Linked DNA regions of Mus musculus: all the other regions are linked to region 4. A link is a loop called in an ENCODE intact Hi-C map of the cell type or tissue named here. Cell type or tissue: gastrocnemius. All regions are shown on one strand. Region 1 has its middle 56 kb from the start of Cacng5. Region 2 overlaps Prkca (protein kinase C, alpha). Region 3 overlaps Prkca (protein kinase C, alpha). Region 4 overlaps Gm36709 (a long non-coding RNA gene). Region 5 overlaps Prkca (protein kinase C, alpha). Region 6 overlaps Prkca (protein kinase C, alpha).

The links. Hi-C counts contacts between places; a loop is a spot of excess contacts. Peaks named below come from ENCODE experiments on the same cell type or tissue, not always from the same donor. Only the 100,000 strongest peaks of a DNase experiment are listed, where the experiment ranks them.
Region 1: it touches region 4 in a loop (2.5-fold over the local background); 13 of 42 quality-filtered maps call a loop at or near these places.
Region 2: a loop joins it to region 4, with 4 times the contacts of the local background. A loop is called at or near these places in 34 of 42 quality-filtered maps.
Region 3: it touches region 4 in a loop (5-fold over the local background); 37 of 42 quality-filtered maps call a loop at or near these places.
Region 5: a loop joins it to region 4, with 4 times the contacts of the local background. A loop is called at or near these places in 34 of 42 quality-filtered maps.
Region 6: it touches region 4 in a loop (8-fold over the local background); 26 of 42 quality-filtered maps call a loop at or near these places.

What each region holds. Positions count from the first base shown.
Region 1 is chr11:107,857,049-107,862,048 of GRCm38, forward strand. No RefSeq gene overlaps it. Among named protein-coding and RNA genes, the nearest start is that of Cacng5, 56 kb to the right of the region's middle. In gastrocnemius, a CTCF peak has its summit at 2,441 (motif pointing right); DNase peaks (open chromatin) are centred at 2,457, 2,647, 3,791 and 4,877.
Region 2 is chr11:108,125,815-108,130,814 of GRCm38, forward strand. The region is part of intron 3 of Prkca (protein kinase C, alpha); the gene reads right to left. Among named protein-coding and RNA genes, the nearest start is that of Gm51922, 16 kb to the left of the region's middle. In gastrocnemius, a CTCF peak has its summit at 2,950 (motif pointing right); a DNase peak (open chromatin) is centred at 2,932.
Region 3 is chr11:108,023,740-108,028,739 of GRCm38, forward strand. All of the region lies in intron 5 of Prkca (protein kinase C, alpha), which reads right to left. Among named protein-coding and RNA genes, the nearest start is that of Mir7223, 29 kb to the left of the region's middle. In gastrocnemius, a CTCF peak has its summit at 2,189; DNase peaks (open chromatin) are centred at 2,160 and 4,869; H3K4me3 peaks cover 673 bases; H3K27ac peaks cover 2,504 bases.
Region 4 is chr11:108,376,071-108,381,070 of GRCm38, forward strand. It overlaps Gm36709 (a long non-coding RNA gene), which reads right to left. Exons shown (of 4, transcript XR_880267.2): 1 at 4,884-5,000. Among named protein-coding and RNA genes, the nearest start is that of Gm36709, 2.6 kb to the right of the region's middle. In gastrocnemius, a CTCF peak has its summit at 2,229 (motif pointing left); DNase peaks (open chromatin) are centred at 1,797 and 2,209; H3K4me3 peaks cover 188 bases; H3K27ac peaks cover 190 bases.
Region 5 is chr11:108,133,424-108,138,423 of GRCm38, forward strand. The region is part of intron 3 of Prkca (protein kinase C, alpha); the gene reads right to left. Among named protein-coding and RNA genes, the nearest start is that of Gm51922, 23 kb to the left of the region's middle. In gastrocnemius, CTCF peaks have their summits at 2,182 (motif pointing left) and 3,193; no DNase peak of the experiment used is centred here; H3K4me3 peaks cover 508 bases; H3K27ac peaks cover 2,297 bases.
Region 6 is chr11:108,008,474-108,013,473 of GRCm38, forward strand. Prkca (protein kinase C, alpha) reads right to left here. Exons shown (of 17, transcript NM_011101.3): 7 at 4,472-4,606; 8 at 4,154-4,250. Among named protein-coding and RNA genes, the nearest start is that of Mir7223, 14 kb to the left of the region's middle. In gastrocnemius, a CTCF peak has its summit at 2,179 (motif pointing right); no DNase peak of the experiment used is centred here.

The DNA of each region.
Region 1 (5,000 bases), 520 kb before region 4:
GGGCGTTCCACTCCATACCCACGCAAGTCAGGAGCCAGCCTGCAAGAGTCTGTTCTCTCCTTCTAATGGGTCAGGTCCGGGAATCCAACTTAGATTCAGGCTTGGCAGCAAGTCTCTTTACCTGATGAATCATATCACTAGCAGATTTTTCTTTCAAGTGAAATGTATTTAAGCAATTTGTTTGTACAGAAATGTTAATTTAAAAAATGGTGCTTCTATGCTGCAAGAATATACGGCATTTATTTGATACATAGATACATAACTCACCTTCTGGAACCACAGGTTCCTGCCTCAGACTGAAACCTCAGACTGAAACCTCAGGCTGAAACCATCAGAGAGGGCAATTGTGTCCTTACTTTAACATGTAGACGTTCTCCTTGTCAGTATCCCCTGATGATACAGTGTAACAGCCATTTGCATAGTATTTACATCATACTAGATGTTAGTAACCTAGCAATGAATAGAGAACGTTAAAGGATGTATGTAGGTTATATGCAAATACGACCCCGTTTTGCATAAGGGATTTGAGCATCTGGTTCTTGGCACCCAAGAGAGCACCACCATCAATTCCATTCCAACACTGAGGGAGCATGCATGTGTAGCTGGAGATTTTTATTTATTAACAGCATGTAGGTTTTGTTTCGCTCTTTGTTCTTCGTAGCTTAAGAACACTCAGCTAAAGCGGTCTTGAAATTATAGATATAATATTTTAACGCTTTGAGAGTTTCACACAATGCGATTGGATCGTATTTACCTCACACAGCTCTCCCTAACTTCTCGACTCATCCACCCATCCCCCAACACCTCCCAACGTCATGGTCCTTCCCCTCTTTTTCTTTAATTACTATTGTCACATATATACATGCATAACAATACATCAATCCCACCCACTCAATCCGCTTAGTCTCGTTTTGCGTATATGTTTTTGATGGATGACCACTTGGCGTCTGATAACCAACCAGAGGTCTCGTCTCTGTGGAGGACTGATTCCCCCTTTCTTAGCAGTCACTGATTGCCTGTAGCTCTTCATCTAGGGGTGGATCTTTGTGAGATTTCCCTCACACATGTAAGTGTGTCAACCAGTATGATTGCTCGGGTCTTGTTTAGGAAGCCATGTTGTTGAAATCTCAGGGGTTGCAGCTTCCTTGTCCCGTACAGAAGACAACCTTACAGTAGATGTCCTTGTCCCCTCCCCCTCTTCTGTAAGATTCCCTGAGCCTCTGGAGTTGTGTATTGAGGCTGGGCAACACGAAGTCACCTGCTCTCTGCATTTTGAGCAATGTGGCTTCCTGTAATGGTCTCTGTCTGCTGCAAAAAGAAGCGTTTCTGCTGTGTGAGTGAAAGCCACCCTTACCTGTGGACGTAAGGATCAGTGGTTAGCAAGCAGTTAGGAGTTACACTGGTTTAGGCGAGAGGTAGTAGTATGTCCTCTAGGTTCCTTGGCCACGTTACGTTAGCCATGAGTAGTTGGCTTAGGTTTACAGTGTCAGACATAAATTTCTTCCTCTCACGGGTGTCTCAGGTCCAGTCAGACAGGGGAGTTCATGTTGCTGAAGATACCACACGCTTTGGATACAGGACTGTGTTGACACATTCTCAGAAGCCTCCTGCCCGAGGACTGTCTTTCAATAGTATTGGAAGGTGCCATGCAAGCTGCCCAGAGAGAAAAGCAATCAATAGCCCTATACCTACCTCTCTGTGATGCTTACAAACCACAATGATCGGCACAGCAAGGTACCCACAAATGTGCAATATTGATATTTATATTTTGGTCTTAACCAACTGATAAGGTGCTGATTGATTGATTTATTTATCAATCTATCTGTTTATCTATCTATTTATCATCTATCTATCTATCTATCTATCTATCATCTATCTATCGTCTGATCTTTCTTCTTTCTTTCTTTCTTTCTTTCTTTCTTTCTTTCTTTCTTTCTTTCTTTCCTTTCTTTCTTTCTTTTTTTTTGAGATGAGCCTAGCTATTAGTATATGTAGACAAAGCTGGCCTTGAACTCCTGACTGCTCTCTCCACCTCAAGTTCTAGCATTAAAGGTGTGCATCACCATGCCTATTCTGGGTGTGTCTTTTTCTTTTTTTAAAGGAACTTCATGCCTCCTGTATATATATATATATATATATATATATATATATATATATATATATATATATATATATTAGGCCAGGAACATGAACCAATATATTTGTGCCTTTTATAATGTGAGTTTTTTCCATTCTCGTTTCATATATATATATATTTTTCTTCACTTCCATTTCAAATGCTATCCACAAATCCACCTATACCCTTCCCGCGCCCTGCTCTCCAGCCCACCCACTCCGTCTTCCTGGCCCTATGCCTCCTGTATATTGTGGCTGTTGAATGTACCCAAGTTCTGAATTTCTGTAGGCTTAGTTCCATGCAGTTGCTAGAGCTGGCCACTAGATGGAGCGTCTCCCTTTGCTTCTATGCAGGCTCCCGGCACTTTTTTTCTGCACATTAGGTCACCACTTTCTAGACTTAATCAAACCTTTATTGTTGATAGGTCCCATGAATGTTCCCCAACATTCGGGTCTCAACTGAAATGTCACTTCCTCAGAGAGACTTTTCCTGGTTCTCCTGATCCGAGTTTATCTCTGTGACTGACGACACTATGGCAGGTGTGTAATGTTGGCTCAGCGCCCCAAGCTCCCTACAAGGGACAATCAAAGATTCTGGTCCACAGTAGGGACTCAAGAAGAATGCATTGATTGTGGGGACAGGAAGATCTTTTAGTGACAGTGCAGATGCAGAGTCAGGTGGAGGTGCTCAAATCTGACTTCAAGCATCTCTCAGCATCCTCTCTTCCCCACCAGCCAGGGGGGCTGGGGTAAGAAATATGGAGTGTCCAAGATTCTGTGTTTTTATGCATGCAATGAGGAAAATGGTCACTATTCTGTCAGGTCATCTGTGTGTATGTATGTGTGTATGAATTCAAGTGTGTGTGTGTGTGTCTGCAGAAGCGAATGTGTGTGGGCAACTGTCTACATGAGCATGTGAGTGTGTGCATGTGTGTGCATGAGCAAATGTGTGTGGTCACACTGTGTGTATGTGTGTATGAGTGAATGTGTGTAGGCACATGTCTGTATGAGTGTGTGTGTGTATGAGTGTGTATAAGTGCGGGTGCGAATGAGCAGATGTGTGTGAACACAAGTGTGTCTGAGCGTGTAGGTCTGAAGGTGATGTTGAGTGTTTTCATGGCTCCCTCTGCACCTTAGCCACTGAGGTGGAATCTCTTAATTATTGAACCCAGTGCTCACCAATATGACTAATCTAGCTAATTAGCTTGCTCCTGGAATCTTTTGTCTCAGCCTTCCAAGGACTGGGATTACAGGCAGGCCTCCATGTCTACCCGACATTCAAATGTGTGCCGGGGAACTGGAACGCCAGTCCTCACACTTGGAGACAAGCACTTTAGTTTATCTGCCCAATGCCAGCTTTGCCTCACTTGCCTGGAACTCACTGTTTCGGTGATGTTGGCTGTCCACCGAGCCTGCAGCTCTGCTTGTCTCTACTTCTCCAGCACGGGGACTGCAGGCACATACCACTCTGTTAGCTTTCTTCTTCCTCCTCCTCTTCTTCTTCCTCCTCTTCCTCTTCGTCCTCCTCCTCCTTTAAACTCAGGCCCTCATGCTTACAAAGTATGCTTCTATAGCCACCCTCTCTGGCCATTCTGAACATTTACTGTGAGACAACTTACACAGAGTACGCAGTGCAACACCTGTCACGTGGTGGCACTCAGCCAGCACAAGTGGCTTCCCAACCTTTCTGGAGAGTAAGTTGAAACAAACACAGAATGCACACACTAAAAACTTGACCTAGGGCTGGAGAGATGGCTCAGTGGTTCAGAGCACAAGCTGCTCTTCCAGAGGTCCTGGGTTCAATTCCCAGCAACCACATGGAGGATCCTAACTGCCTGAACTCCAGTTTCAGGGGATCCAATACTGCCTTCTTGCCTCTGTGGGTACCAGGCATGCAACTGGTGCATAGACATACATGCAGACAAAACACCCCACAAATTAAATACATAAATAAAAAATAACCTTTTTTCCTTTTGAGAACCCCGCTAAGTATCCAGACATAGATTATTGACTTAGAACACCCAGGCACAGGCAAGACAGACATCTGTCTGTACGAATATGGAGAAGCTATGGCTTGAACATTTCTATGGAAAAATGACTCTCTGAAACACCCTTTACTTCCACTGAAAAAATGCTGAGTAGTGTATACAACTGTTATTTATAGACACGGCCTCACCCCAGAGCCTTTGTATGACCTGTCCCCCAGAAGGAAACTGCCCAAGGCCTTTGCTGAGGCACTCACTCATTCCTCAGAGTTGCTTGGGAATGCCTCTTCCTCAGGGAAGCCCTCCCAGATTACAGAGCCCTCCTCTGACCAGTATCATGAAAGCTTCCTTGCACATCTGTTCCATTTTATTTATGTGATGGTGTGCGTTCCTGCTTGTCTGTAGGTAAACTGCTTGTGTGCAAGCAAAACTCAGAAGGTCAGAAGAGGGTGTTAGAAGCCCTGGAACTGAAGTACAGGCAGTTGTAAGTTGCTTGATGTGGGTATCCTGCAAGAACAGTATACTGTACCCACTCTTAACCTCTGAGCCATCTCTCATGTTCTTTGCTCATTTGTATTTACCTTCTATATGGCTTCCCCATCATTTATCGACTGAACATTCAATAGGAGACAATGGCTGCAAGATGAAGCCACAGTCAGAGAACCCAGAGCAGAGAGATAGCTGTGCTGAAGCAGCGGGCTAGGTATGCTCTGCCCAGAATATGCCAGAACCTGCTAGAAGAGCATCTGTACTCCATGCGTTTCCATGCCAACCAGCTGAGCTCTGGCAAAGGGGTACTTGTTTCCCTAAATGACCCCCCAGGTCAGCTGCAGATGGATCTCTGCTGAGCCAGAAAACCTGTTTTGAAGTTGAGGAGTCCAAATCCATTGAGCTGTTTAG
Region 2 (5,000 bases), 250 kb before region 4:
GCATTCCATAGCACAGACAAGTGGTGAGCATTCTCAGTCTTTCCATCTACTGCTCAGCATCTCTCTGCTTCTCACTAACACTTCATGGCACCCCTCACACACTGCACAGTAGCCTGGGACTGGAAGACATTCTGAAATGAACTGGTGCCCTTCGTTTGGTACATGACCTCTCTGCTTCCTGTGCACAGAGTCACAGTGAAGACTGAAACATTCTCACTGCACGACCTCAGCCGTGTTTCCCAACACGCTCAGATTTGGGCAGGAGCCCAGGATCCCCCTTTGCCTCCTCCACAGAACCTCCTTGAGAAGGTGTGCGCATCTCACGTGACACAGGTGCCTCCGCTTCCTTGTGTGCTTTATACGGATGGAACGGTACATGCCATGCAGCTTTTGCCTGGGTTCTTCTCTTCAGCGCCGTCTCTGAGAGACCAAGTGCAGGTTACAGGCTCCTCACTCAGTGCTGAGTGGACTTCATGGCAGGGCCACTCAAGAAATCTGTACTGATTGTGGCAAAAATCTGGACTGCTTCCACTTATGAAGAACACTGTGGTGGATGTCTTGTTTATGGCTTTTGGTGTATGAATGCATGCATAGGCATAAAACCAGAGTGTCCTAGGGTGTATTCAGCTTTAGTTCAAGCTCGGTTGTTCTCTGGGGTGGTTATAGCCATCTGCACCCCACCAGCATGTCCCTGCCTACCCTATAGTGTTGCGATGGCTGTTCATTATCTTCCATTATCCCGGGTTTCACTCAGCTTCTCCTGATGACTGAGGCTGAGCACTTTCCTAAACAGATCCTCCTATGTTGAGTGCAAATGTACTGTACATTTAAAAAATACTCTTAAGTGTGTGTGAGCGTGTAAATGTAGGTCCCTGAGAAGGCCAGAGACAGTGTCAGATGCCCCTGGAGCTGGAGTTATACACAGCTGTGAACTGCTAGACATGGATGCTTGGAGCTGGCCTTAGTTAGGGCTTTACTGCTGCGAACAGACACCATGACCAAGGCAACTCTTAAAGGGCATTTAATCGGGGCTGGCTTACAGGTTCAGAGATTCAGTCCATTATTATCTAGGCAGGAGCATGGCAGCACCCAGGCAGGCGTGGTGCAGGAAGAGCTACGGGTTCTACATCTTCATCTGAAGGCTGCTAGTAGAAAACTGACTTCCAGGCAGCTAGGATGAGGGTCTTAAATCCCACACCCGCAGTGACACACCTACTCCAACAGGGCCACACCTTCTAGTAGAGCCACTCCCTGGGCCGAGCATATGCAAACCATCACAGAGCTGAACTTGGATCTTCTATAACAGCGGTAAGTGCTTTAACTGCTGAGCAGTCTCTCCTGCCCTGGCTACTCATGCCTTTCCGGATTATCTAATGAGCTGTAGATGTTGCCTTTCGTTCTAGATACAAGCCTTTCACTGCCATAGATGTGGCCAATTCCCATTCACAGTCTACTTGTGACTCTCTTAATGTTTTAGTTAACATACACCTTAAACTATATTGAAATCGAAAATGTTAATTTTTTCCTTTATCATCAGTCCTATGTTGTGCTGTATTTAAGCCATTCCAATTCCATAGACATACACCACCCTCTGACATTTCCCAGACATTCATTATTTTACGACAGTTAGGTTCACTATCTACCTGGAGTTAGTTTTTGTATATGGTTTTAATTGGGGTTGAGGATTTTGGTGGAGATAGTCCGCTGGTCTTTCCTTGTTTACCTCTGCTCTGTAATTGAAGGCACAGCTTTGCCATGAAATAGAAGGACTTAAACAGGCCCAGGAAAACCATGCCAAAGACCTCAGGTTTCCAACCTCCTAGTCTCCTAAATACCTTGACACCACTTGAGCCTGAACATGGAAACGTGAGTCTAGAGACAAAAGGCTTTGTTCTCAATTTCATCACTTCATCAAGACACACAGAATTATTCTCTTCCCCTGACTGGTAAGTTACAGACATCAGACTGAGGAAATGGCTGTCAAATCATCTCAAAATGAAATGATTGTAATGTCATTTTACAGTACCAGGCACTGCTCATGCTCTTCCTGAAGCCCAATTTTAAAATTTCATTTTAGAAACATCCCAACTTCATTAATTCTACAGCAGCCATTCCAGAGCTGTCAGGACCAACATGGACTGGCTAAGGGAGTTAAACGTCATCAGATCTTGCAGGGTTGGCCTTCAGGTCCTGATGGACAGCAAATACTTCTGAGGGAATGCTGAGTCCCCTGACTTAGCTTCTCATGCCACAGTCTCCTTCCTTCCAGCACCCACATCAGCTCCAAAAAAAGCTGCTCAACAGCCTGTGGGGGGGAAGGCAACTCTCTGACTCGAATGCTGGCTCTACTGATAAATCACAGTCCAGTGTGCATTTCTTTGCACTACGTTTAATGCTGTTTGTTTTAAGACCTGTTTTCCTTCATGGGAAACACACTGACACCATACGTCATCTCTTTTCACTCCCCCATCTATTGGCTCCCGAGAACATGGTCCTATCAGTTTGCAGGCATCAACCCAGACTTCTGGGTTTCCACATCCCTAAGACATGAATGTTCAAATACCTCCCAAATGAATACTCCATCCACATTTCACCAAACACAAATGACCCAGACCTCAGATTTATCCAGAGTCTAACCCAGAGGTGGGCCTGGGATCCCAGCCTCTGTAATGGTGTGAAGGGTCTCTTCTTTTCCTTCCACAAAACCTTAAGCAAAGAGTGGGGAGGAGATGCAGAGCAGTGGAGTCCTGATAAAGCAGTGATGGTAAAGACTGAGACTAAGGACTGAGAGATGCCAGGTCTGTTCCTCTTCCCTCTGCAGACCGTGGCAACACCATCAGGGGTTATAGGCACAGATGGAGGGACAGACCCACATACGGCGAGGCAGGCTCTTTGGCAAGTCTGGAGTCCACTATCATTAACATCTACACTTTAGTCGTTTTCCACCAGCAGGGGTCAGTCTCAGTCATCCCAAAGAACCAGGAGGGACTCGACACAGTCACACTCTGGAATACAGTGGTTGACTAACACTGAACAAGCTCCTGCCCACCTTGTCCTCTTTAGTCACCTCAGTACTGTGTTTCAATATTTACAGGACTTGGTCACTTGGTATTCCAGTAGGGACTTAGACTAAGCAAAATCAGTGGCCATGCTAAGCCCAGCCTTCCTCTCCCTTGGTACTCACCTCTCACAGGAAAATGGTTGGCTTTCCCACCTTTTGCACATGAAGTCTAGAGCACATACTCGCTTGCAGTGGGAACGGTTTAAACACTATCTGGCCGTTGTATTTTCTAATATTTCCACCGAGCTTTCAGTTGTCTATGTGATAAACATTTTTCTTTCTAAATTATTAATCACCTCCCTCCCCCAAACATACCCTTTCAGTGTTCCTGGAAAGCTTCAAGAGGCTCCTGGCTGATGGACTTTGAGTCCTTGGAATCGCTGTGACATGGTGGTGCCCCAGTGCTGAACAAGGGTGTCACAAGATTAATTCTGATGATCAGGTGATTAAAAAAGGATGCTCGTCTGATGCATGAAATTTCACATTGGTAGGGCACAGTTTTATTTATCTAAGTCACCTTTTCCTTTAGAAAAAAATCCTCATGCTAGGGTGATGGCTCAGTTGGTAAGGTGTTTGCCTTGCAAGTATGAGAACCAACATTCACAAGTTTGATCCCCAGCACCTATGTGAGATAAAGAGTCTGTTGTGGTCTTGAGTGCCTGTCGTCCCAGTTCTGGAGATGCAAAAGTGGGCTTGCTGGGGCTCACCTGCCAGCCAGGCTAGCTAACCAGTGAACTCCAGGTTCAGTGAGAGACGCTGTCTTGAAATAGGAGGTAGAGAGTGATAACAGATAGAAGACACCCAACATTGACCTCTGACTCCCATACACACATTCACAGACAGACAGACAGACAGACAGGCAGACACACCCCTCCACTAATCAGGGTCCATCAAATATAGCATTCAGGAGGCAAAAAGGTCTCATTACCCAAAAGGAAGATCATTTCTACAAATAACATCTTTCTTTTTCACAGACCTTCCTTCCAAGTGATTTTTTTCACTAAGTCATGGCATGCTGATCTAAATAGAAATTATATTCTCTGTGTCCTTCTACTACACACATATAAATATTCCCAAGGCTAGTGGTATCTACCCCTTTCTTGCCTCTGCACCAAAACAACCTCAGTAGAGAGTAAAGTGAGGGAGGCTGGGCCCATCTATCCCTTAACTGGGACGAGACCACTCTGTGAGGAAGGGATCCAGTCTGCCAGTAAATGTAAATGGAGGGGTGGATGTAAGGCTGCATGCTACCAGGGTAGTCAGAAGTGGTCCAGAAGCCAAGGCATCCAAGGACCAGGACACCCTGTCCCACCTGTTTGCTCTTTTACCCTCAGCTGCACAGATGCAAGCATCTTCAGCATCAGCCAACAGTGGCAGGTCAGGTGACTTAGCTGAGGGCTCTTCTTCCAGCTCCAGTATCTTATCGCTCACTAGTGTGATCAGTAAGCCGCTTCAGGGTGGGGGCTGTGCTACTCAAGGTCTAGTTTCCAGGGCAGTTTCAGAAAACATTAAAAATGCATAGGCTTGGTGGATAGAAGAGTGGGCGATCAGCAAGGCTGAGCAGGAGACAGCAAACAGGTTCCTGGAGTGTCTATGTTCTGCTGTGCCTTGTACCAAAGGAGGGGAGCAGAGAACGTGGAATTGGAGATCCCAAGAGCTCTAACTAGTTAGTGTGTTTTATCAGCATGATCTCAGTGCATCCTCTCTACTGTTTAACATGTGCAGTCATTAGAGACCCACAGAAGTATCAGCCCCATGCAGAGAGAGACCTCGGAGCTTGAAGGAGGAGCTACCCATGGGTATTTCCAGTTCTCAGCTATAGCAGGGGCTCTCTAGACGGGACCCCCCACGTTAAAACTGAGAAGCGACCATTGATATTTTGGCTTAAGACTTGCACTGGAGTCAACTAGAACTCAGCAAGAGGCGAGGTGGGTGTGCC
Region 3 (5,000 bases), 350 kb before region 4:
TTAAAGTAGTAAGGCACCCTAAAACTCCCTGAGACGCTCTCCTTCTCTCTCTCTCTCTCTCTCTCTCTCTCTCTCTCTCTCTGTGTGTGTGTGTGTGTGTGTGTGCAGAGTGTAGAGGACAGCCTTGGCTGTTGGTCCTTACATGCCATAAACCCTGCCATCTTGAGACAGGGTTTCTCATTGGCCTGGAGCTCACAAAATAAGCTAGGCTGGCTGGCCAGTGAGTCCCAGGGATCCGATTGTATCAACCCCACCTCCACCCCCATCCCAGCACTGAGACTATAAGCACATCCTCTTCCCCCCCCCCCCCACCACAACCTTTTTTAATCCTGAAGGTTCTGGGGGATTGAATTCAGGTCTTCATGCTTGCATGCTGTCACCCCAGCTCATTCTGTGTCTCCTTAAATCACAAATGTCTTAATATTTTTTTTTTCGAGACAGGGTTTCTCTGTGTAGCCCTGGCTGTCCTGGAACTCACTTTGTAGACCAGGCTGGCCTCGAACTCAGAAATCCACCTGCCTCTGCCTACAAATGTCTTAATATAAATTTATATTCTCTATGGCATTTGAAGACACTCTTAGGCCCTAGCGGAAAGATATCTGTAGACTTCACAGACCAACTCTCTCAGGACAGTGACAGCTGACTTCTCTCTTCACATTGGGACACTGCAGATTGTCATCCCTGTAGAACACGTTATCCTCCCAGGCTGGTCTCCCTCTGCCTGGCAGATGGGAAGAGTCTTACACTATGATCTGAACGCTTGTGATTCCCCACCCAATTAATATGCTCTAATTTCTAGTCCCCAGGTGAAGGTACTAAGAGGTAGAGTCCAGAGAGGTGATTAGGTCAGGAGAATGGGCCCCTCATGGATGAGATTTGTGCCCGTATAAAGTAGGTTTTAGGGAGCTTGCTAGCTTTTCCCACCGTGTGAGGACCCAATGAGAAGGCATTATTTCAGGATCAGGAAATGGGTTCCCCATGGGTACAGCAGCTGCCAGTTTCTTGAACTTGATCTTCCCAGCCTGAGTCCCACATTCCTGTTGTCTATCAGCTACAGTACCATGTGACAGAGGCCTGAGTGGAGCAAAGCCACCAGGGAGTTGAGAGTGACCTAGACAGTGTGGAACAAGAACCTGCTGGGGCTTGATATTGGGTAAGAACTGCAAATGAGGGTGCTGGTCCAGGGTGGTCACGTCATATTCTCCTTAGTGTGAATGTGAGTCCTCCATGAACTGGCACCCAAGAGCAGTCAACTCTGTCCAGATAGAGGCAAGTGATTCTTTCTTCAAGCAAGTGACAAGGTAGAGTTGACACTCTGTAGAGGAATGCATTGGACTGTGTGATGTGAGGCAGGAAGAGATGACATCCTCCTCTCGGGAGCAGGGTACCACTGAGAGATTTCTCATCAACACTCCAGTGGCACTTGGACTCTGTGTCTAGAGGTCTGATCTTGAAACTAATAATAGTCTAATAGCCAGAGTATCCCACCATTCACTTCAACAAATACTTTTTATTTGCTTTTTATTTTTATTTTGTGTTTTTTTTGAGACATAAGCTTGCTACATAGCCTAGGCTGGCCTTGAACCCGCCATCGTCATACTCTGCCTTCCCATGGCTAGGTTTACAAGCAGGTACAAACACATCATGCTGTAGTCTTCAGCATGCTCCATCCTCTGATTTACCAAGCCAATAGTGGTATAACTTCAGAGCCGACACTGGTTTCAACTGACTGGTTAAGGAAGTCAAATATCTTATTCCACTCAACCTGTCACATGCAGGACTGACACATGATTCCCAAAGACTCACGGGTTACTCTCCTCTCGACTGTTTTGAACACCTACCACCGAGCATAGCAGCATGGGGAAGTTATCTGCCACACACACGGGTCTCCATACAACCTTTGCCCTGTGATTCTGGGTTCATGCTGTCCCATCCCTGGGCACACCCTATCTGGAACACAACCCTGTTCTCTGGCTTTCCAGCCTCCTGCTAGCCCTGTCTATCAGATCTCCACAGGCTGACAGAAACACGGGGACAGGGACAAAACACTTCCTCCCCAGGCATCTCCCCAGGGTCAACACAGGGCAAGGCAAAAGCCACGCAGGCCAGATTCTTGGATTCTGACAGGAGCTGGAGTGGGCAAGGCCTTTCGAGGCTCTCACTTTGAGCTGCAGTTCACAGAGTGTCCATTTGGAGGGACTCCAACACAAGGGAAAAACCAAACAGGCCTTTTTCCAAGGAGACTCAATTCAGGCCAAAAGGAGCCAAGTGCTTTCCCAGAAGACATCAAATGATTTGAAGAGTCTCAGAGTGCTCAAAGACTAAGGGACATAAAATGTATTGTTAGTTTTCAGGAAGAAAATATGCCATGCAGGGCCATTTGCTCCACATTTCTAGGGCAACCATTACACATGGAGCTTTGCTGGGTTTCACCCAATGAGATGCAAAGGCATCTTCAGCAAAGAACAATTGTAGATGAGGCATCAACAAATGAGACGTGGGTCACTTGGAGGGTCTTGGCTGTCTGGCTTGCTGCATTTGCTCTAATCACACTGCACCAAGCTTGCGGATGCTGTCTGTGGTCACGAGCACGGACTCTGATTTGATCTCATTTGTGCTAATAAACAATGACTCACAAATTCTATGATCTTAGTTTCCTTATGGCCAGAGTCAAGGGCAAGAAGAGCGAGCAACACTGAGAATATACCCACCTTGTGTGACCACAAACCTGAATTCAAGGACTTAAGAAGTACATTGTTTAAAAACACATTCACTGAATGTTCTGCTGTCTAAACCCACTACTTTGTCACAAGGGTGGCTTTCTGCCCCAGTAAATCCAGTGTCCCCAAATGGTGAGTCAGCAACTACTCAATCAAAGTCAGCTAAAGAATTTAATGAGCGTGGTATGCACAGTCAGTTCATGCTCCCTCCTTCCTTCCCTCCCTCCCCCTCTCTCTTCCCCTCCCTCCCTCTCTCTCTTCCCCTCCCTCCCCCTCTCTTCCCCTCCCCCCCTCTCTCTCTTCCCCTCTCTTCTCCTTTCGTCCTACTCTGTCTCCTTTCTTCAACTTTGAGACATAGTCTTACTGTATAGCCCTGTTTCCCTTTTAATATAGCCTCCTCTTGCATACACTAAGTACTCCAATAACACGTATGTTATCTGCTAATATTCTATAATTCCAAAGTAGATGACTGTGAAAAATATTTGCTAGTTGTGGGAGACAGATAAGATCTGCATATAAACATAGGGAGGCATTGATTTTAAGAAATAATTACTTCTCATTGTAGGGACAATGCATAGTCATCATAAAATAATTTAAATGCACAAAGTATAAAGGCAAAGATTAAAGGCAATTGCACTTCCACCAAAACAGAGGATTGATGCTGACATACTGTTATGCTGATTGACAATTGCTCTCCTGTAAAGACATCTATAGTATAATATTGATTGTTTGATTATAATGTTGGGGATAAAGCCCAGGGTCTTGTATATGCTAGGTAAGCACATTATCATTGAGCCATATCTCTAGCCTGTAATATTTATTTTTATAGAATTCACATAACTTTATGGTAGTTAAAAATTCCTTCTTAATAAAAGTTACCAAAGTAATTTTTAAAAAGCATTTTTTAATGCCCAGCATTCTATTTTGTAGCAAAGACTTTAAAATAAGTTCAGTTTGTACATTTACATGGTTTAAAAATTCCTCATCTTTGTATATAACAACTGATTGTCTTCATACATAAATTTCTGCTTTTCTTCTTGGGCTGCATTCTTAGAAGGAGAGTAAAAGATATAAAAACCCTTGCCAAACTGCTCCCCCCAAAGTTGTATCAAAGTCCTACCAAAAATCATATTAAAGATAAAGTGAGAAAAATAAAGAGTAACATTGTAAGTTTGATTTTTTTTTTTTTTGAGGCTTAACAGTCTTTATAGCTATTGGGCCATGTGAATTTCTTTTTCTCTGACTTAATTCTCAATTCCTTTAGGGTAGTAAACAGGTTTCTTACTGGCTAGAGGGAATGTTTGGATGCACATGACAGTGGTCCTTCTCCCTGTTTGCCACGCTCTGTGTTTAGATTTAATTCCGTAGGCTTCTAGAAACACAAAGGAGTCTATCTTTTCACACAGTCAAAGCTACCAACATGTTTTCTTTCCTTTCTTCCATTTCTTTTAGGCTTAGGAAATCCTTGCCCTCCGTGAAGGTAGTTAAGTATTCGCCTGTGTTTTCTTTCATTATTTTGTTTCCTTTTTTTAATAATTAACTTCCAGATGCACTTGAAATTTATTTTGGTGTAAAGCACGAGGGGAGATCTCATTTATTTATTTATTTTTCTTCCAAACGTTTAGACAATTTTCCCAACAACGTCTGTGGAATGAACCACACCTTCTCTCTAGTCCTGGAAGCCTCTGTTTATTTATAAGCAGGCTCCAATTTCAGGGTATCTGCTTTATCACATTCAATTCCCTGTTAGTCCCTGCAGCAGCCAACATTCTAAACTGTTTCAAGTTTCCAAGGTATTTTAGAACCATCCACATGTCCCACACTGTGCTTCTCAGAGCAGCTCTCTGTCCACTGTCGAAAAATCTCTGCACTTCTGTACTCATGGATCTGTGTTGGTTGCAACTCTTCATTGCTGTGACAAAATTCCTGACCAGAGCATTTACTTTTGCTCATTGGTTTAGGGTACAGTCCATCACGGTGGTGAAGTCTTGGAGGCAGAGCCAGAGGCAGCTGGCCACATGGTATCTGCATCCAGGAAGCAGAGGGAGATAAATGCGGTGCGGCTCACGTTCTCCTTTTTCTTTGGCTCAGGACACTGCTTTTCTCTTTAGTTTTGGAGACAGTCTCTCACTGAAGCTGGGCTCACTGATTTGACCCGGCTGATTGGCTATCTCCTACCCACATGTCTCTGTTGACCCAGCTGATTGGCTACCCCCTACCCACACGTCTCTGCGTCCCCAGTGCTGGGCTAACAGGAGTGAGTCGTTCGTTGTGCCAGGC
Region 4 (5,000 bases):
GCATGGCGTGTGCTTCTAATTCAAGTGCTTGGACAATGGCGACAGGTGGTTACCAACATCTTATTGGCTACCCAGTTGTACTGGCTGGTTCTGTGAGACAACTTGACATGAGCTGGAGTCATCAGAGAGAAAGGAGCCTCAGCTGAGGAAATGCCTCCATGAGATGCAGCTATAGAGCATTTAGTGATCAGTGGGGAAGGCACAGCCCATTGTAAGTGGTGCCATCTCCAAGCTGGTTGTCCTGGGTTCTATAAAAAAGCAAACTGAGCAAGCTGGGGGAAGCAAACCAGCAAGCAGCACCTCACCCAACTCCATTCTCCTGAGTGCTGCATCAGTTCCTGCCTCCAGATTCCATCCTTGCTTGAGTTTCTGTTCTGCCCTTCTTCAATAGCGGACCATGATCTGGAAGCATAAGTCAAATAACTCCTTTCCTCCTCAACTTGCTTTTTGGTCATGATGATGCTTCATCACAGCAATAGAAACAGTAACGAGAACAGCAATCTGACCTAATGGGCACATCTCAGGTTAACAAGAGACCCTGTCTCAAAACAAAACAAAACAAAACAAAAACAAACAAACAAACAAACAAAACAAAACAATGGCACAGTGCATGCAGAATGGCATCTGAAGTTGTTTTCTGGCTTCCAAAGGCACATACAAGTGTATTCATAGCTACACGTGCAAGAATACACACACACACACACACACACACACACACACACACACATCTTTAAAAATCAGATTGCTTGAGCTTACTCCAAAAGTTTCTGATGCAGTAGAAATAGGTTGGTGCCTGTGTGGAACCTGCATTTCTAGGCTACCTTGGTCATGTGCCTGATGTTCACGTTGGGTGGCCGGACTGCTAGGAACCACTGATCCATGACACGGGATAGATTAAGATACAGATCTCTGCTTGTCCACTCAGTAATTGTGCTACTTTGTGGTCAACCATAGCTTCCTTCTCTGAAACATGCATGAAACATTTTTTTTTTCTGTCTTTCTTGAGACAGAGTCTCACTGCTACAGCCCTGGCGGGGCTGGAACTCTCTGTGTAGACCAGGATGAACTTGAACTCAAGAGGTCCGCCTGCCTCTGCCTCCGCCTCCCCAGCGCTGGGACTGAGAGTGTGCACCACCATACCCTGCTATCTTTATTGTAATAAACATTGTCTGAGATGGCAAGTGAGGACCACCTAGCACTTAGTAGGTCCTCATAAAGCTTAATTTACTGCTTTGTGGCTGGGCCCTTTGCTGTTCAGCTTCTAGAGCGTTTGTGTCTTAGAGAACTAAAGCAGGTAGATGATTTTGTCCCTAGAGTTAAGTGCATCTAGGCTTGGAGGCTTTATGAGACATCTGTCACTTGCTCAGGGATAGTAATAAATACACTCTGTAGCTGTGACTATTGATCCAGGGACTTCCTTAACTTCTTACCTGTATGCTGTTTAAGAGAATGATGCATTGATTAAAAACTACCCTCTTCAACTGCTGACTAAAACAGGTTTTACAAGTGAAAATTATATTGAATATATATAGTGAATATGTCTCTGTGTATGTATGTGTGTGTGTGTGTGTGTGTGTGTGTGTGTGTGTGTGTGTCTGTCCCTGGGTCTTTTCTCCATTAGTGATAGGTAGGATATGAGTATCTATCTGTACTCACATCTTAAAGTCTATTCATGAGTTGCAAAGCAGGTATAACTCTAATTGCATCTCTTCTGTTTAAGCAGCACGTTCTCTGGGGAGGGGGAGATCGCCATCTTTCTGCTGTGAAATTGGTTTGCTGGTTTTCTGCCAAACGGAAGTCTTGCCACAGTAAATACATTCACTTTAATTATTCATTTCTATTTGCTTGAAGAAACATTCTTACATGATACGCATACGTCCGTGCATTTCCTTGTTGCAGCAACATGAATTAAATAAGCCGCTTTCACAAGTAGACCAACTCCAAGGGATTTCTCGCTAACTTGTTTTCTCTATGCTCTTCGCACTTCCTCCTCTCAGCTGAAGAAAAGGTAGAGCCTGGTAACCCGGAAGATGTCAGGAACAAGACAGGAGGATCTTTCCAGTGCTCCTTCAAGTAACTGAGAGAAACTGCACTGTCAGGCATTACCGTTTTCGTCCTTAGCCAGCTTCACTGACTGACTGCATAACCCAGTGAGGTTGTGAGTCTTACATTCATCAGTAAGGCTTCACAGCATACATAGCGGGGGCTGTTCTGCCATCTGGTGTTCACCGCGGGAAACGCGCCCGAGACATCACGAGTTAACTAGCCAGTATTTGTCTTATAAGTTAGTGATAAGTGTGAAGTTGTCAGAGGCTCAGCTAAAGGCAATCCCAGAATCTCTGCCAAATTCCAAGAGAAGGCAATGCAAGGCTATACATCAAAATGAAAACTGTGCGCTCACTTGGTTGCGATTCCTTTTCTATGAATTTGTCTTGTGCATATTTTTATACAGGCATGTATGGTTGGGTGTGGCTCAGAGGACAAGCTCACGTGTTCTCAGGCACCATCTACTTCAGTTTTAAAAACAGGACAGGTCTCTCACTGGCTTAGAACTTGCCTACTAGGCTAGTGTAACTGACCAGCACTCCCCGGGAATCCTGTCTCTGCTTCCCAGTGCTGGGACCACAACCATGTACCACCAAACCTAGCTTTTTAATTTTAATGTTAATTTTCTTTATGAATGTGGGTTATGAAGATGAAACTCAGTTCCTCATACCCATTCTATCAAGAATTTTGCTCACGGGGCCAACTCTCCAGCCCAAAATGTTACATTACAGACCTTGGCTGACTTTCTATTCACTGGAAATCTTCCTCCAAGTATCCAGAGAGTGACACAATGCACAGCCCGTGTCTTACAAGAACACTTGACTCCTATGAGCACCATTTGTAATTCCTGTGTAATGAGTTTTGTAAATTCCAAGCCCATTGTGACTTAAAAACTATCAACCCGGCCGCCATTTTGAAACCTCAGAACACATCATAAAGAATGCCCAAACCTCAAAACAAATCAGCCTCCTATAGATTTGATTTTCTTTGTCCTTGATATGGATGATATTATTATTAGTTACCAATATCATGTAGCCAACATTTAAAATATGGACATTTCACAATCTTTTTTTTTCTCCTTTTAATTATTGTCCCTGAGAAGGGCTGTTAGGTAGGAATACCGAGAATGAAAGGGGTCTGTACAGCCACTGCCTTGCCTGGCATCATTAGAGGCACATGAATATGCACTCAGATATGAATGGTTACATGACCATGGATAATGATAGCCTTTAGGAATGGAAAAGTTCTGGGGGCCAGCAGTACCTTTACATACATGACAGCAGGTGCTGTCTACATTGGGCAGGGACCTCCCTTGTGCTGAGACCCCTTCAGTCTTAAAAAGGACTCCTATTTTCCAATCATAACGAGCTGCCTAGAATTAAAAGATGGAAAGAAACTTGACACGTCTGAGGACAAGATGAAGAGATGGGAGGAATAAGCATTCCTTTAATGAGACCATACTGTGTGTACTCATCTGTGCTGACTTAAAACTCAGAAAGGCCAATTCTCTCTTCCTCCTCCTCCTCCTCCTCCTCCTCCTCCTCCTCCTCCTCCTCCTCCCGTCTCCCATCACAGGAGCCGCTGAGACTCCAGGCATGCCTGCCTGTTCTTGCCTTCCCTAACTCTAATATTATTCCATTCCCTTCTGTGTCTATCTTAGTTAGGGATTTACTGTTGTGAACAGACACCATAACCAAGGCAGCTCTTATAAAGAACAACATTTAATTGGGACTGGCTTACAGGTTCAGAGGTTCACTCCATTATCATCGAGGCGGGAGCATGGCAGCGTCCAGGCAGGCATGGTGCAGGAGGAGCTGAGAATTCTACATCTCATTCCTAAGACTGGCTTCCAGGGAGCTAGGATGAGGGTCTTAAAGCCCACACCCACAATGACACACTTCTTCCAACAAGGCCACACTTATTAGTGCCACTCCCTGGACCAAGCATATTCAAACCATCACAGTGACTTTAAAAAAAATAATTTATCCACAAGACCAAGAACCTGCAAAAGAGACTCTGTGCCCTTTAGTGACACTCTGGTCAGTTTTAAATGTATGATTATGATTCAAATACTGTAAAACAAGGGTGTGAGATTTTTATGCTTATCAAAAAAAAGAGAAACTTTATAAAAGCATCTCAAGTGTTATCATCTATGTGTGGAAGAAGGGAGAGTGAGGGACAGAGGAATTTCTCCGTCCCTCACTCACCCAGTGTGTGGGGCTCTTCTCTCTGCCTGCCCACCTGAAGATGAGTACTAAATATTGAACTATTTTGAGTTGCTTAAAAATCTGAGTTGGAAGAGATTAAAGAACTTTCCTGTGTGGTAGTCCTCATCTTTTAACTCAGGCTTAGAACCCAGAGGTAGCTGGGGCCTTGAGGGATGTGACCACGGAATTAGCATTAGTCATGTAGGGGAGGAAAAAGAATTTTCTCTCTAACCCTTTATCATTCTTAATTGGGACTTTCTGGGTAGATTAGCAAGGGAAACCAGAAGTTGATTAACGTGTACATCTCACAAACACACGGAGGAATCTCAGAGAGGTTAATCTATCTCCAGTAAATGAATCTCAAAAGAAAAAAGTTAAAACTCCGGGCTTAATACCACCCCTCTTCTGAGACAAAAAAAAAAAAAAAAAAAAAAAAAGAAAAGAAAAGAAAAGAAAAGAAAAGTGTGGAAGAGAGGCATGGAAGAGACAGACGTGTAAGAAGGTCTCTGTGAATCAAACATCAGGTTCGTGAGGCAGACTTAGACCATGTCTGGTTCAGTGTCCAGTGTCTCTAGTGATATAGGCACCCCTTCCTGGTACAGAAGAGAAGACACTAGAAAACAGACTGACCTTTACATTGTATATAAAAGTCCCCTTACGAAAGGTGATGCTGTGTCATAGTTTCTCAAAGTAACCAGTTTACATAATCCATCGTGGCTTGAATTCTCTCCAATACTACTATATGGG
Region 5 (5,000 bases), 240 kb before region 4:
AGTGTTCTTCCAACTGGTTCCTGCCACACTTGAAGCTTCAGTCCAGGCCTTCTCCAGGCTGTCCAGGATAGACCTTGGTAATTGCTACTCTTCCTACCTCCACAGAGGAAGGAAGAAGCACTGGCTGCCATCTTGGCCAAAGTACTGAAGACAGGGGTCACCAGTGTTTGTAGGCAGTAGTAGGGCAAGGAAGACCTACAGGTACCTAGTGTCTCATTTTACTTAGAACTTGTTTTATTCCTGTAAAGCATACAGGAAACTTGGTATTTTAATTGTTTTCAAGTGCACAGCTCTGGGCCCCGGGCATGTTCACATTGCTCTATAAACATCACCACCATCCATCTCTGTATCCTTTCATTGCCCCAAACTGAAATGTTGTACCATTGAAACACTAATTTATTTCTCAATCCTCCAGGGCCCTAGCAACTACTCCTAACTACTCTTAAGTGTACCATGATGAAAGCCACACAGCAGGTGTCCTTTTGTGACTTGGTTTTCCATCTAGCATTTGCCCTCAAGGACCACTCATCTTGTGCCATCGTTAGATTTTTGTGTTAGGGAGCATGTGCCTATGGTATATGTGTGTACACACGTATGTGCAGGTGCTCATACATGCATGCCTATATGAGGACAGACAGAGAAGGATGTCAGGTATTTGGCTCCATCACTCTCTGCATATTTCTTCGAGCTAGGGCCTCTTGTTGAACCTGAAGCTTGGCTCCTGTTTCTGGTTTCCCCTACTTCTGCACATCACTGGGTTTACAGATACTTAAGTGCGCATGACAGTGTTTTTATGTGGGTACAGCTGCAAACACTCTAATCCACTGAGTCAACTTTCTTGATCCATGTGCCAGAATTAATGTCTGGGTGAGACTTCTCTGCATGAGCAGACCTCATTTTGTTTGTCCATTTACTTGTCTGTGGCCACCTGGCTTGCTCCTACCTTTTGTCTGCTGTCAGCAGAGTATCTCTTGGGTTTCTCCTTTCCCCTCTTTCAGACTTGGAGGTGGAATTTCACATTCTTTTTCTCCTCCTCTTTCTCCTTTTGTGCTGGAGTTTAAGCTCAGGGCTTTCCGTAACCCTGGAAAGCCCCCATACTCCTGCATCTTCCTTTTAAGAGGCACTGCCCCTTAGTATGAATGACACACTCAAAATCACAAGGCAAAGACATTCTGCTTAGACTAGGGGACAGTCATTTTAGGCGACACCATTGAAATGTGGGGCTAGCCAGGCATGGTGGCATATTCCTGAATGGTCAGCACTGGAAGACTAAGGCAGTTTGAATCCAGAGTAAGTCTCTGTCTCAAACACACACAACACACACAGATACACAGATACACAGACACACACACATACACACAGACACACACACATACACACACATATACACAGACACACACAACACACACATACACATACAGACACACAGACACACACACATACACACACATACACACAGACACACACAGACACACACAGACACACACAACACACACATACACATACAGACACACAGACATGCAACAGACACACACATGGCACACACATATACACAGACATGCAACAGACACACACATAGCACACACATACACACACACATATACACACACATACACACACACACACACACACACACACATCAGAAGTGGGCTAACCCAGCTTTAAGGGTCAAAAGTGACTCTGCCTGTTGACTTAAAGCAGTGCTGAACCCCCACCCTGTCAGTTCCACACTAGGACACAGAGGATGACAGTCTACATGCATTAAGATACCCTGTGTGTCTGCTGAGTTCTGTACTTCAATTCCTGTTCAGTTCCTAACCACACGGTCTCTCACTAATCTTGACTGAATTAAGATGAACATGAAGATGCTCTTCCCTGAGCATCTACCCTGCTCCCTCCCCACCAGATTGATCGTGTCAGTTTAATGTAACAGAATTAAAAAATCATGCAAAATGGTATGTTTTGTGAACAATAGTTCCTCTGAATCTCAGACAGTCATTTGTTCACCAAACCCCAGCAGGCTGCAGCTGAGTTGACATTAAAAGGAAAAATTCCAGGAAAAACCTGGGGAGGGGGAGAGAAGTAAGCAGAGAGGGAGGACACACAGACCTAATCAAGGCAACTGACCTGGGCCACCTGGTGATCTCTACTCCATTCAGGTCGGCACCCCCCACTGGTGAGGACTGAGACTGCAGCAGGGCTTGCCCAGCTAAATGACAAGCAAGGGCTTTGCAAAATTCAGAATAATGAATGAAAAATGTCCTAGGAGAGGCTGGTAACATCTCTAAGACTCCAGGTTATCTGAATGTGTAGAGTGGCCTTCAAATTTGGGAAGAAACACATCTCTGAATGAAGTGCCTGGCTTACAAACTTCTGTCTTCGTGCCTCATCTCCTTTGATCCACTCATCACATCAGCACTCAGAGACAGACTGCTATTGTTCCCAGCTAACAGGTAAGGCAATTGAGGCTCTGGGAGACTCAGTGGCTTGCAGCCAACTCAAGACCACAGAGTCCTGGTCCAGAGCCTTTCCTGTCTGACTGCTCTGCCTCCCAACTCAGCAAAGCTCACATGTAACCTACCCCTTCTCACTAACACGCTGGTGGCAGGCTTGAAAAACACTCTTGCTTTCCTAAGTGGACTAGGCTTTAGGATCCGTCAGGATTGGCCTCTGTTTTAATTCCTATTTTCCATTTTAAACCACATTCTTCCTTGCTTGTTTTCCTGATCTCTGAGCTCAGCGAAATCCTCCTGGACGGGGTTTTTGCAGCCCTGTCTGGATCATTTTAACTCTCCCTGGCACACAGAATGTCAAAACTTCTGCAGGTCAAGAGAGGGAAGGAGGGAGGGAGGGAGGAAGGGAGGGAGGGAGGGAGGAAGGGAGGGAGGGAGGGAGGGACAGAGAGAGAGAGAGAGAGAGAGAGAGAGAGATCATTCAATTCTGCCAAGTGCACTCAACAATTTCTAAGGCTTGATCCAATGTTGGTCTGGAGAAAGCATTGTTTCTGCAGAGAAGCCAACATCCCACACTAAGCCTTCAGCTCCAACCTGCACCCCGAATTGTTGGCACAGACACCCCAGCTTGCTCATCTGTATGCTCAAGGCTCCTGTGGGCTGCATGACAGCTCAGTGCTGATTAAAGAAAAGGTGCAAGTGACACTGGAAGATGCTATAAATAGAGAATTCCGAAATCTATCTGCCCTAGTGGCCAGGACTCATTAGATCTGAAACTGTTTGGCTTTTCACTGGAGAGACAGGAGCCCAATTACCACAGTGCACATACAAAGGAAATTATCTGGGCGACATTGAGATTCCACTTGTAAGCTGTTTACTTGAAATAGTCCTGGGGTTTTGATGGGCTTAATCCTTAAATACATTGATTCTGAAAGGATTTTTAAAACTTGGACCCTACAGGATTTAATGAAGACCTATGAAAGTATCACTCAAAACTCTCTGTAAACGTGGCAGGCTTCTCCCAAGCCCAGCTGTTCAGGCATGCTATGTGTCTTTGTATGAGCCTGTAACTCTCTGAGTCTGTTGTTGTTGTTGTTGTTGTTGTTCCAAGATAAGATGCTAGAGGGCTTCTATGGCTCAGCCTCTCTCTGACCATCTCTGAGTCACAGATTCCTCTACTCAGATCTCCCATGTCCCATGGCAGAAGCTGAGACAGATACAAGAATGTGAATCAACTGGAATGCGGCCCCCAAGCCTGGAGGACAGGCACTACACCTGTTTAAATGCCAAATATAGGGCACTGTCATGGAGAGACTCCCGCTCAGAGTTCTTGGGGCTTTCTCTTCTCACAATCCCTGCTGCACTGTGCCCCGAGTGGACCTATATGCCCAGCCTTCACTACATCAGCCTCAGACACTAATTACAGAGCAGGTTCATCCCAAGGGTTGCTGTGCTGAGCCACCCAGAAGCTGAGGTGACTACTCAGGACATGAGGCTGCTCCTTCCCACAGACCTTTCTGTTCTGCCATGCTTCATGTTTTACACTCAGTGTGGCCTCTGTCATCCGTGACTCAAGCGATAGCACGTGGCAACGGCTAGTCTCAGACCCTCATGCCCACTGGGTACTTTGTCCCCTCTTCTGACAACTGGCTCCCCTCTACCATTCAGTCTGAATAAATCGCTCAGCACTCATCAAACCCACTCACCACTCTCTGCTGCCCAGCTCACCTGTCTCAGCCTGCACCTTGCTCTCTTTGCCCACGATAGTCCTTTTCTCTGCATTACTCTCTGTTTCTGTCTAGACTGAGTCTATACATATCCTGAAGAGTCTCGGGGTAAAATTTCCATCCTAGCAAAGTCATCCCTCAAGATCTAAAAGAAGAGAGGCCCCTCTTTTCTCCCTATCTACCTGGGAATTTGCTTGTTTTGTTGTTATTTTTCCTACCTCACATCCAGAATTACTTTAGATAAAAATGTTTGTGTTGGGCTGTGGCTATAACTCAACTAATACCTAGCACGTGGAGCTCTGAGTTTGATCCCCAGCACTGTATAAAACTGGGTTTAGTGGCACTGTCCCCTGAGAGTATAATCCCAGCACTTTAGAGGTAGACACAGGAGGATCAGAAATTCAAGGTAATACTTGGCTACACAGCAAGTTTGAAGACAACATTGGATACATAAGACCCTGTCTGGGAAAAACAAAAGCCGTCATTTGGGTACGTGTTCACTATCAGTTTCTTCAACTAGAGCAACCTCCCAGGACGGAAAGACCACTAGTGTCCTGGTGCCTTCAGAGTGCTCTTTATATAGTTGTCTGTATATACCTGGTGCATGGATGAACCATTAGCCTTGTTCCCAGATCTATCAGTTTGGGGTTCTATCATGTTCTGTAAGGATTCCTGAATATGCAGCTGTTGTCATATTGGCAAGAGTTCTGATGTTCCTAAATATGGGTTTTATTTAGAGGCAGCAGATGCATCATGAGGCACCCCAGGTACCAGTAGCATCTGGACTGCTCAGGAATGATAGCCTGGCCCTGAGTGGCAG
Region 6 (5,000 bases), 370 kb before region 4:
GAGGGAAGTCAGGAGTCCTGGTTGCTATATATTCTGGGGGCATGCAAAGCAGTGCAAAGTGTTATATTGCGCCATTTGCTTCTCGGTAACCTCCCTGCTTCATCTCTGGGCCTCCGGGTCCAGAGCACAAGCTCCACAGGGGGTAGGGCTGCTTGTTGTGGCCACTGCTGGAGCCCTACTTACTGAACAAAAGAAAAGACATGCAATTTAGTTTGTGACGCAGGGACTGTGTGTGCTCTACCCAAAGACATACATGGACCAGATGAAAAGGCCACAGAGACTCTGTGGACACTCTGGTCACAGTCCTGTTTTGTGTCATCTTTGGGCAGATGAACTGCCCTGATAGAGCGCATAGGGGCTCTTCCAGCCATCCTGGGATTTTTTTCCTTGGCTCCTAAAAGCTTCACCCGCAGATGATTCTGTTTGCCAAGATCCTAGAATCAACAGTTTAAATATGAAAAAAAATTCCATCTAATTATCCGATGAATAGTAACATGGTGCATATAGCTGCAAGTGCTCATTTAGTTTCCTTTTTTTTTTTTTTTTTAATTAGACAGAGTGACTTTTGATGTCTTGTGGGGAGGGAGGCTGAAACCACAGCTTGTTAATTCCTTCTAGAACACAGAGATTGCCTGGGTGGGATGGAATTCCAAAGCTATAATCCCAGCACTTGGGAAGCAGACCTTGAGTTTAAGAGCAGTTTGAGCTACATAAAAAGACCCCCTCCTCAAAAGTTTAAACACCACCAAAACAGAATCAAGCATGGATAGATAAACTTGTCTAAGTCTTGGCCCACAGGCCACACTCCAGCCAAGGACAGCTGTGAATGAAGCCCAAGGTATTACAGATTCAGTGTCCTGTCAAAGGTTGGACCCCACTGCTCTAGATTCTGCAAGAGGCCCCCGAGACATGCTGGCTTCTGAGAGAACTAACAATTGTGCTGGGCTTCAGCAAGTGACAAGCCAGTACTGAGCTTGTGTTCAGCTCAAAGTTGAAAGAATGCATGAGAACAGGGCAGACTGCTGTCAGCCTGTCACCCCTAGGCACTGAGGGAAGGGTTGCCACTTTCACAGGTATAGACCTGAACACAGACCTGAACACAGAACCACGAACACAGAACTATGTACCCATCTAAGGTTAGGCCAGAGACTTCCATTTAAACACAGCCTGGAAGTTGCCATGAAATCCCAGCATCTTTCCGACTCTATCTGCTACAGGCTTCTTCCTGTTGTAATATCGGCAAAATGCTCAACACATGAGCAAACACCATCTGAGGAAATCCAGGAAATTAAGCCAAAAGATGCGCAAAGGAAAGGCTGGGATGTAATTCACGCAGGGGTTCTGTCTAAGCGTGGGGCTCGGAGGGGTGGCACCTGCCACCCAAACCACTGAGGGTGTCTCCTCCTGCTCTGAGGCTGCATGGCTTGGGCTAGTCCTCCACTGTCAAGCCCAGTTCTCCTGGCAGGGAGATAGTGACAGACAACGCACTGTCTCAGTCTCTAGGAGAAATGCTTCACTTTTGGCCCCAAGCCCTCCAGCCCACGATGTTTACCTAGATATTTAACTTGGAACCGGTGGCCTTTAAAAGGAGGAGGTGGACCCATTGCTCAGAGAAACAGGAAGTTAGCTCACCAGAAAGCCATGGAAATGAAGCACCAAAGTGGGTCAGTTTTTCTGGATGAATAAGGTGGTTTCAGATTAGAGCTACTTCGAGTGACACACCTGGGGAGCCCCAACAAAGTTCCTCTCTCGGCTGTGTCCTAGGCGCATGGGTCTAAACAGTGACCATGAATGACACACTTGAGACTTGGGGTGTGAGAGTCAGTTAAGCACAGCAGGTTTCTGCCCTGCCTGGGAGAGGCACCCAGTGTCCTGAAACTCCTTCTAGAAGAATCCATTCAACACAGGGGTGGGTGACATAGTCTGGAGCTGTGTCCTAGCCAGGGTAGGAGTGGAGGCAGAGAACCAGGCAAGTGACAGACAACAGAAGGCGAAAGGGAGGGAGGGAGGGCCATGCACAGTGAACTTTGACTCTCAAGCTTACATTTGACTTCCTTAAAAGTCTTAAGAACCTCATTTTTCCAGTTTTAAACATGTATTTCTTGTCTCTGCTGTAGTTTTGATTTAATTTTTATTTTTTGTTAATGTCTGAGTGCTCTGTCTGCATATACACCTTTATGCCAGCAGAGGGCATCAGATCGCTTTATAGATGGTGGTGAGCCCCTGTGTGGTTGCTAGGAATTGAACTCAGGACCTCTGGAAAAGTGGTTAAAAGTATTTTTAACCACTGAGCTACCTCACCAGCCCTCTCCTACAGCTTTTAAAGATTTATATTTACATTTGCTTTATCTATATGTGTGTGTGTGCACGTTAACATATAGACGTTATATAACATAGACATAACATATAACATAGCTCTCATAACATAGAGCTGGAGTTACATACAGGCCACTGTGAACTGCCTGATGTGGGTACTGGGAACCGAACTCTGGTCCTCTGGAAGAATAACAAGTGTCCTTAACTGCTGAGTCACTGCCACAGCCCCCTCTCCCGTAGTTTTTGATGGGAGAGGTTGTAGACTGTATCTCACCAGAAAGCTCTTAACTTAGTTGAAAGTACACTTGAAAGTTTGACCTACACTGAACTGTAAGTTTTAATTGGCTGTCAACATTAAAAGAAACCGGAAGACGTGATATAAACAGGTGGGACTTTTGGCTTCTCTTGAGGAGCTGCGGGCACAGCAGCAGGGACTTCCATGTGTGCTGACCAACACCATGTGGCCCTCAGAAACAGGAACCATCTCTTTTATTGTTCTATTTCTGTGTTAACGGGGATAGCCCTCAAGGCTTTGAGAGTGCTAGGCAATTAATTGCTGGACTCCAAGCCATGTCTCCAGCCTGGCTGCTACCTTTAGCTTGGTTCACGCTCAGTGGCTCACCCATCCCATCCCCACCACTCCCTGCCATCGCACCAACCTATGCCAGCGCTGTGTCATCTATCTTAAGTATCCCTGACTCACTTCAAGCACTCACGTTCCCAGAAGCCAGGAAACCTGGCAGCCTGGCCTTAAGTATTACCACTGACATCTACATTCACCAGATGTCATCAGCTTGATGATGGAAATAATTTGAACAATTTTCTGTTTTACATCCTTTGGAATTCAGTCCATCTGATATACACCTCCTTTTAAAGGGCAACAACGTGAACGTGATCAGGCTAAAAATCTCTCTCTCTCTCTCTCTCTCTCTCTCTCTCTCTCTCCCCCTTCCCCCCCCCCCCCTCTGCATGTTACTTTAGGAATTCCTGAGATTTCCAGGGACTACTTTATAGTCTGCAGTGAAACGATTACCAGTTATACAGACCTTGAAGGCTACTAAATAATGTGATCAAATAGCCAGATGCTAAGCACTTAGAGAAATAGAAAGCATCAGAGATGGTGGTGGGGGTCCTGAGGGGTTTAGAGAGAAGAACGTTCACTGTGAGCTGAGGCAGATAGGAAGCAGTAGAGGATAAGAAGAAGAGGGGAAGCAGAGAGAGGAAGGGGAAGAGGGCAGATGAACCCAGGACAGAAGGCAAACACACAAACCCACTTAGGAGGAGAGCAGGAGGCTGCCTTGCCTAAATGACGTCTGGAGAGAAAATAAAAAAATAAAGAGAATTCTAAACAGGAGCGTCTGCTGGAGCTCACGCCACAGAAGAAAATCCGTTCAATTTTGCTTTCTATAGGGAAAGTAAAAAAAAATTTCAATAGGGAAAATTTTTTTCCCAGATACTTGAGTGGTAGCTCATTATAGGCAAGTTGTTCTCTAGGGAGTCTCTCTTGGAAGTATGCAGGCGTTCTCTGTGAAAGGGGGGTGCACTCTCAACCTTGCCGTCGCCCCAGTGATATATAAACCATTTTCTTATGTGGAAACCAGCCATGCTTTCACCTCTACGCCATTTCCAACCTTCAGTCTCCAAAGGACCAGGGACACAGAATGCCAACAGCTTGCAAATGAAAGAGGTTACATAGGACATTCATGTTCTACTGTGAAGCAAACAAGAATTAGCAGGAAAATTGCTTTGGGCTTCCCAGTGGTGTCGCAAGAATTGGGTCCTCCCCGAACATGCAGGGAAGACAGTTTCCTGCCCAGGGCTTTATGGGAGTCCTCACCTCAAACTTCTGCCTGAGTTCCATGTTGCCTTCTTCATCTCCTTCTGGAATGGGCACATTGTAGTATTCGCCCTCTTCTTGGTTGAGCAGTTTATACCTTTGAGGACAGGGGGAGAAGGGAGGGTAAGGGCCGTGAGCAGCTCTTTTCCTTCAGCCTCTGGTCAGGCTGTTGGAGAGATGCCTCTACAGAATCCATGGCCAGAGCCCACTGCCCAGCGGGTGGGGAGGTGCGGGGGGGGGGGGGGGCGGGACTATAGCTCCTGGCTTCTCTCAGCCACCTGGGATATGGCAACATGCTGGGTCTCATGGCTTCCTTACCATCCACTGGCCGGCATCTTCATTAGCTCTGAGACACCAAAGGAAAGGGATCCCATGAAGTCATTCCGAGTCGTCCGATCCCAGTCCCAGATTTCTACAGACAGTCGCCGGTCTTTGTCTGAAGGTTTTAATTTGCTACAAAGACAAACGCATATGCAATACAGTCAGACATCTCAGTCATGGCAGCCTGGGAGATACCAACATGCCCACAGTCTGTGCCTGGAATAGTATCCCCAGTTTCCTTCCTGTGTCAACAGGACAGCAGCCTTGCGTCCTAGCTAGCTGCTCTAAAAGCTCTCTCTAGATCAGGAAGCAACGCTGACCCCTGACAGCTCACTCTGACTTATCTAAAGAAAATTTGTATTAGAGAACAGCTTTGAAACATAAAAGTGAAGTTTCATTAGAACACATCCTTGGCTATTTGTTTATATATAATCTATGGCTGCTGTGGCAGCAGAGACTACATGACTCGCAATGTCTAAAACACAGACTTTCTGCCCTTTGCTGAACAGAGCTCAGTGGCTTCTCT